Regions from separate parts of the Mus musculus genome. Here region 2 is linked to region 1. A link is a contact called in ENCODE POLR2A ChIA-PET data. All regions are on one chromosome and are shown on one strand. The core of a region is the stretch at or near the end of the contact, and the rest is flanking DNA. Distances in the headings are between cores, read along the strand shown.

Evidence for each region. ChIA-PET counts read pairs that join two places held with the same protein, here RNA polymerase II (POLR2A).
Region 2: POLR2A ChIA-PET joins it to region 1 with 14 read pairs in embryonic stem cell. The contact joins the enhancer-like site here to the promoter of Rtn4 in region 1. POLR2A ChIA-PET finds 5 or more read pairs at or near these places in 3 of 5 experiments (Patski and embryonic stem cell).

The regions. Positions count from the first base shown.
Region 1 is chr11:29,691,610-29,694,204 of GRCm38, reverse strand. It overlaps Rtn4 (reticulon 4), which reads right to left and starts at 1,307. Exons shown (of 9, transcript NM_194054.3): 1 at 512-1,307. The coding sequence starts at 1,016.
Region 2 is chr11:29,746,757-29,749,351 of GRCm38, reverse strand. It overlaps Eml6 (echinoderm microtubule associated protein like 6), which reads left to right. Exons shown (of 42, transcript NM_146016.2): 38 at 1-93; 39 at 1,819-1,922; 40 at 2,441-2,594. Among named protein-coding and RNA genes, the nearest start is that of Rtn4, 55 kb to the right of the region's middle. Within about 2 kb of position 1,317, at least 1 of the 3 ENCODE cell types and tissues checked has a DNase peak (open chromatin) inside an H3K27ac peak, as active enhancers do.

The DNA of each region.
Region 1 (2,595 bases), core at 58-2,557:
CAATAAAGGGAGAAAGAAACAGGGGATTAGTGCAAGGGGATCCCCCGACGCCCGGCAGGAAGGAAGGCAGGCCCTAAAAAATAAAAAAACTGTAGAGTGGTCGACAAACGCCCATCCTTTAAATAAAGGGATTAGGGCACCACAGCCTTCCCATTCCCACCTCCAAGCCCAGCCCAGCCCAGCCCAGCCCAGCCCAGCCCAGCCCAGCCCAAGGAATCCACCATCCTAGTTCTTCAACACACTCCTAGCTGCTGATAGGCGAGAACTTCGTGCTGGAATGGGAACCAGCGACTTGGCAGCGGTGCACGTGCTCCCCGAAACCCCGACAAACAATGAAGGCACCCAGGCTTCCGAGGCCGCCCCACCCTTCTGCCCGCCTCCCGCCAGCGGGGGCGCCATCACCCTGCCACTCGTAGACAAAGCCCTAGGGTCCCGAGCAGCCCTGCCCGTCCCCTCCTCCCCCGGGCCAAGACACAAAAGAGGGAGGGGCGTAACGCGCAGCAGCACTCACCCACTGAGCCCGAGCCCCTGCGCTTGGGCGCGGCCGGCGTGGAAGGGGGCGCGGCGGGCTCCGCTAGGGGGCTCGCGCCGGCTGGCGCCGGAGGCCGCGCTGGAGGCTCGTCGTCCTCCGGGAGCTTGGAGGGCAGGACTGCGGCAGCGGGCGGCAGGGATGGCGCGGACGCCGCGGGGCTGCGTTCCCAGGACGGCTGCCTCTCAGGGGCGGTGGGGGGCGCGGCCGGCAGCGGCCCGCGGGGCGCGGGGGGCACCGAGTCGCTGCTGAAGTCCAGCAGCGGTGCGGCGGCGGGGGGCACCGGAGCCGCGGACAGCCCGGCTGCGGGCTTCCTCTCCAGCACCTCCAATTCCTCCAGGTCCTCGTCGTCCTCCTCCTCCTCCTCGTCTTCCTCGTCCTCCTCGTCCTCGGGCTCCGTCACGAACTGGTACTTGAAAGCGGGCGGGGGCCGGGGCGGGCTATCCGCGGACGAGGAGACCAGCGACGACTGGTCTATGTCTTCCATGGTCGGCGATGATGCTGCAGCTACTGCCGCCGCGGGCCACTTCTCCTCAGAGCCGCGGGCGGTTGTGGGGGTTGGGCAGGACTGGCAGAGGCCGGGCTGGCCGAACCAAGCCGAGGAACCCGCAAAGGCGACAGCTCCAGGAACAATAAGACTTCTCCTCCTGCCTCCGCGCTCGAGATGCGCCACCCGCCCTGTCCTCAGTTGCAGCAGCCGCCGCCGCCCAGATGAGCAACTGAGAGAGGAGGGCAGACTCTCCGCCCAGTTTGGCGTGACTCACCTTCCCGGCAGGGGAGGGCTGGCTGGCGCGGGGGACAGAGAGCCAATAGGCTGCGGGATAGAGAAGATGGATCACGGGGTTGTCCAATAGAAATAGGGTGCAGGCGGAGCCTGCCATACTTCCTTGGTGGCGTTCGGAGGGCGGGGTTTGGAGCTGGGATCCACCCCCACCTAGTGTAGTTGGGGAATGGGGCGGGGACTTGGCCTTGCCTACAGCGGGATTTTAGTCTACCAAAAGGGGGCGGGCTGCGGTCCCAGGATTTGGAGAGTTTTCCAAGAAGCCTGTGGAAGGGCGTTATCCTGGGGACCTAGGAGTGGAAAGTTTCCTCCCCGAAAAGGGAAAAAAAAAAAAAAAAGTGGAGAAAGGTACTAACAAGACTGAATTAGGTCTTACGGATTTTTTTAGATAAAAGACTTATTTTCAGACATGGTCCCAACGCATAACTACCACCACCTCAAAAGGAGAAAGAAAAACAAAACATTTATTTGACACTTTCAAGTTCCCTCCCTTTCTAGACTGCAGGCCTGGAATGAGGTAGGCAAAACAGCTGTGCTAGATTACCCGGAGCTCTGGGCTCACTGTTTAGAATGCTTTCGGCCTTGCATTCTGCTGGACTCTAAAAGTGCACGGAGAATGAGTCACCAGAAAGGGAGAAGGGGGAAGGAACGTTGAAATAGATGCCTTGGAAGGCAAAATTGGTTCACTATTTTTCACTCACCTCAGGCTGATGAGTCAACATCCCGGATGATTCAGGCTTCCTAGGAGTCGGGAAGCCCTACACTCACTGGTTTGATATGCTGGAATGGCATGTCTCCTGATGTGCGGTCCCCCCCACCCCCACCCCCCCAAAGCTACACTTTAAAGAAAACGGTAGCCAGGTGTGGTGGCACATGCCTTTAATCCCAGCACTTGGGATGCAGAGGCAGGTGGATTTCTGAGTTCGAGACCAGCCTGGTCTACAAAGTGAATTCTAGGACAGCCAAAGCTACACAGAGAAACCCTGTTTCAAAAAATCAAAAGAAAGAAAGAAAGAAAGAAAGAAAGAAAGAAAGAAAGAAAGAAAGAAAGAAAGAAAACGGTAGAACATAGAAAACTTTGCTTCAAGGTTTGCAGAGTCCCTTTATCTTTCTTATACACTTTTCAAAAATACTGGCTGCATGCCTACTCTGGAGAGAGGATTGCCTGCATTCCAATTGTTCAGTCTACATGTGCACTGTCTAGTACTGAAGCAACTGGCTGCTTTTAGCTCCTGAGCACTGAAATGAAGTGTGTTCTGTGAATAAAATACACACTACATTCCCA
Region 2 (2,595 bases), core at 68-2,567, 55 kb before region 1:
CAGGGCACAAGTCTGAACCGGATCGGCTACTGCAAAGACATCCCAAGCTTTGTCATTCAGATGGACTTTTCTGCAGACAGCAAATACATTCAGGTATGCTTCTCGTTAACTTGTCTCAGGGGCAACCAAGAAAAAACACTGTTTCCACATGAGTGCTTACTGTGTCCTGGGCACCATGCTAACTTCCAAGTACTATCCCTATTTTATAAATGTAGAGACAGAGGCTTGGATAATTAGGAAAGTAATTGTGTGTGTGTGTCTGTGTGTACAAGTCTTTTCGTAAGAAACAAAAACAAAACATGAATACCAGGGAACATATCCCCAGTCACCTTTACCCTACCTCCACCAGCTCATCATCAAAATTTCCTCATTTCTGCCTGAGGAGATGGCGCAGCAGGTAACTGTGCCTGCTGCTAACCAAGTCCAACCCCTCCCCCTGACCCACATGATGGAAGGAGAGATCTGATCCCTACAATTTGTCCTCTGGCAAGTACCACAGCAGGCATTTGCATGTACGCACATGCACCGGAGGACTAATTTCAATAAGTTTTAGAAAACTTCCGAATTTCTAGTTCTTTAGGTCTGCACTTCTAAGCTTGCTATTGTTTATTCTCCAAATTCTATTGGGAAGTATGGCTGCTGCATTCCAGAATGGGCTGGAGACCTCACGACTGGGTCTCTGCACAGCTGAGAGGCAAGATCAAGGGGTCCTACCTTTGGGACTTGTGGCTAACAACAGAAGTTACTTCAGCATTCAGCATCTGTGAGCCTGGAAAGAGGAGTGCTTAAGCCAGGCGGTGGTGGGGCACACCTTTAATCCCAACACTTGGGAGGCAGAGGCAGGCAGATTTCTGAGTTCAAGGCCAGCCTGATCTACAAAGTGAGTTCCAGGACAGTCAGGGCTACACAGAGAAACCCTGCCTCAAAAAACAAGAAAGAAAAAGAAAGGAAGGAAGGAAGGAAGGAAAGGAAGGGAGGGAGGGAGGGAGGAAGGAAGGAAGGAAGGAAGGAAGGAAGGAAGGAAGGAAGGAAGGAAGGAAGGAAGGAAGAAGGGAGAGGGGGAGGAGAGGAGAACCTATATTCATTTTTCAAATGTATCCAACAAAGCCTCAGCTAGGCAGGCTTTTGGATAGATATAGTATGTTCATTTCTTCTGGAGCTTATCACACTTCCATGGAGAAGGCAAGGACTGACAGTCAAGGCAAAGTGTAGCTTGTCAGGCAGCATCTGAAGAGGCACTCAACTTAGACCTGCCTCCCTTCTAAAAAAGCATTCGTTAGGCTGAGCAATGTCTGCCCTGTAGGAGGGAGTTAACAAAGGGGGCAGGATTTCTGTCCCAAGCCATCTGCATTGAAAACCTGAGGTGGGAAAGATTTAGGATCTTTCCATGAACTCAAGGAAAACCCTGGTGACATGGGTAGAGACACCATCCCCATGGGGAGAGAAGAGACCTAGGATGTAAGACACTGGCAAGTGTCCTTTAATGTGAAAACAGTGGCCAGTTTCCTTTAGGAGACTCCAAGAGGGCACTTGACATGTTCACCATCCCTCGTGGTGGGGGTAGAAATGGATAGAAGATACTCTGAATTTTAACATAGGCTGTTGTGTGTTGACAGGGGTTGGGGAGGTAGAACACACCCTACCTATGAATTTTAGCATGGGCTGTGGGGCAACGGACTGTTTATTGGCTTTGTAGCCAGGAGCTGAGTTTGGATTTAAAGAAAAGCGTAACTGGGGCAGAGTTAGTGTTGGGAAAGACAGCCAAGAGAGTCTGTGGAACTGAGGAAGCAGATGGACTCAGTTCCTCTCCTCTTGCAGGTGTCAACAGGAGCCTATAAGCGCCAAGTACATGAAGTTCCCCTGGGGAAGCAAGTAACTGAAGCCATGGTTGTTGAGAAGATCACCTGGGCTTCCTGGACAAGGTAAATGAAGAGAACTCTGGTTGAGGAAGAGGCCCCAGCTCTGCCTCTGGGTTTGTGATGGCCAGGATAGGAAGAGCTGAGATGAAACTGTCTTTTCTCAGTGGGGGAGGATGCAAAGCTGCTAGACACTGGCTTAGGGGAGGATTTTATGCGATCAGGGCTTTCTTTTTGTTTAATCATTCGTACCAACCCCAAGCCACATTCAGCAAGTTCAAATGTTTTGCCAAGCCCAGCAACAATGAAGCTTCTAGTAACCTAAAGATAAAAGGTACAGGAACTCTGTCCTTGCCAACATACATATTCAGTGGAACTATAAGGAAGAAAAAATAAAATAAAAGTTTTCTTTCTGGAATGTAGGGGAGTTGGGGAAGGGCTGTGCCTGGTGGTGAAAATGCAGAGCAGGGTGTGCCCACGTGACCAAATGACCTACAATTCCTATCTACTTTTTACCTTAGGAGGGGACAACAACCCTAGGAAACTATGTCCCATCTTCCTAATACCTTTTCCTCTTGGAACAGTGTTCTCGGAGATGAAGTCATTGGAATCTGGCCACGAAACGCAGACAAGGCTGATGTCAACTGTGCATGTGTGACCCATGCTGGCTTGAACATTGTCACAGGGGATGACTTCGGGCTGCTGAAGCTCTTTGATTTTCCATGCACAGAAAAATTCG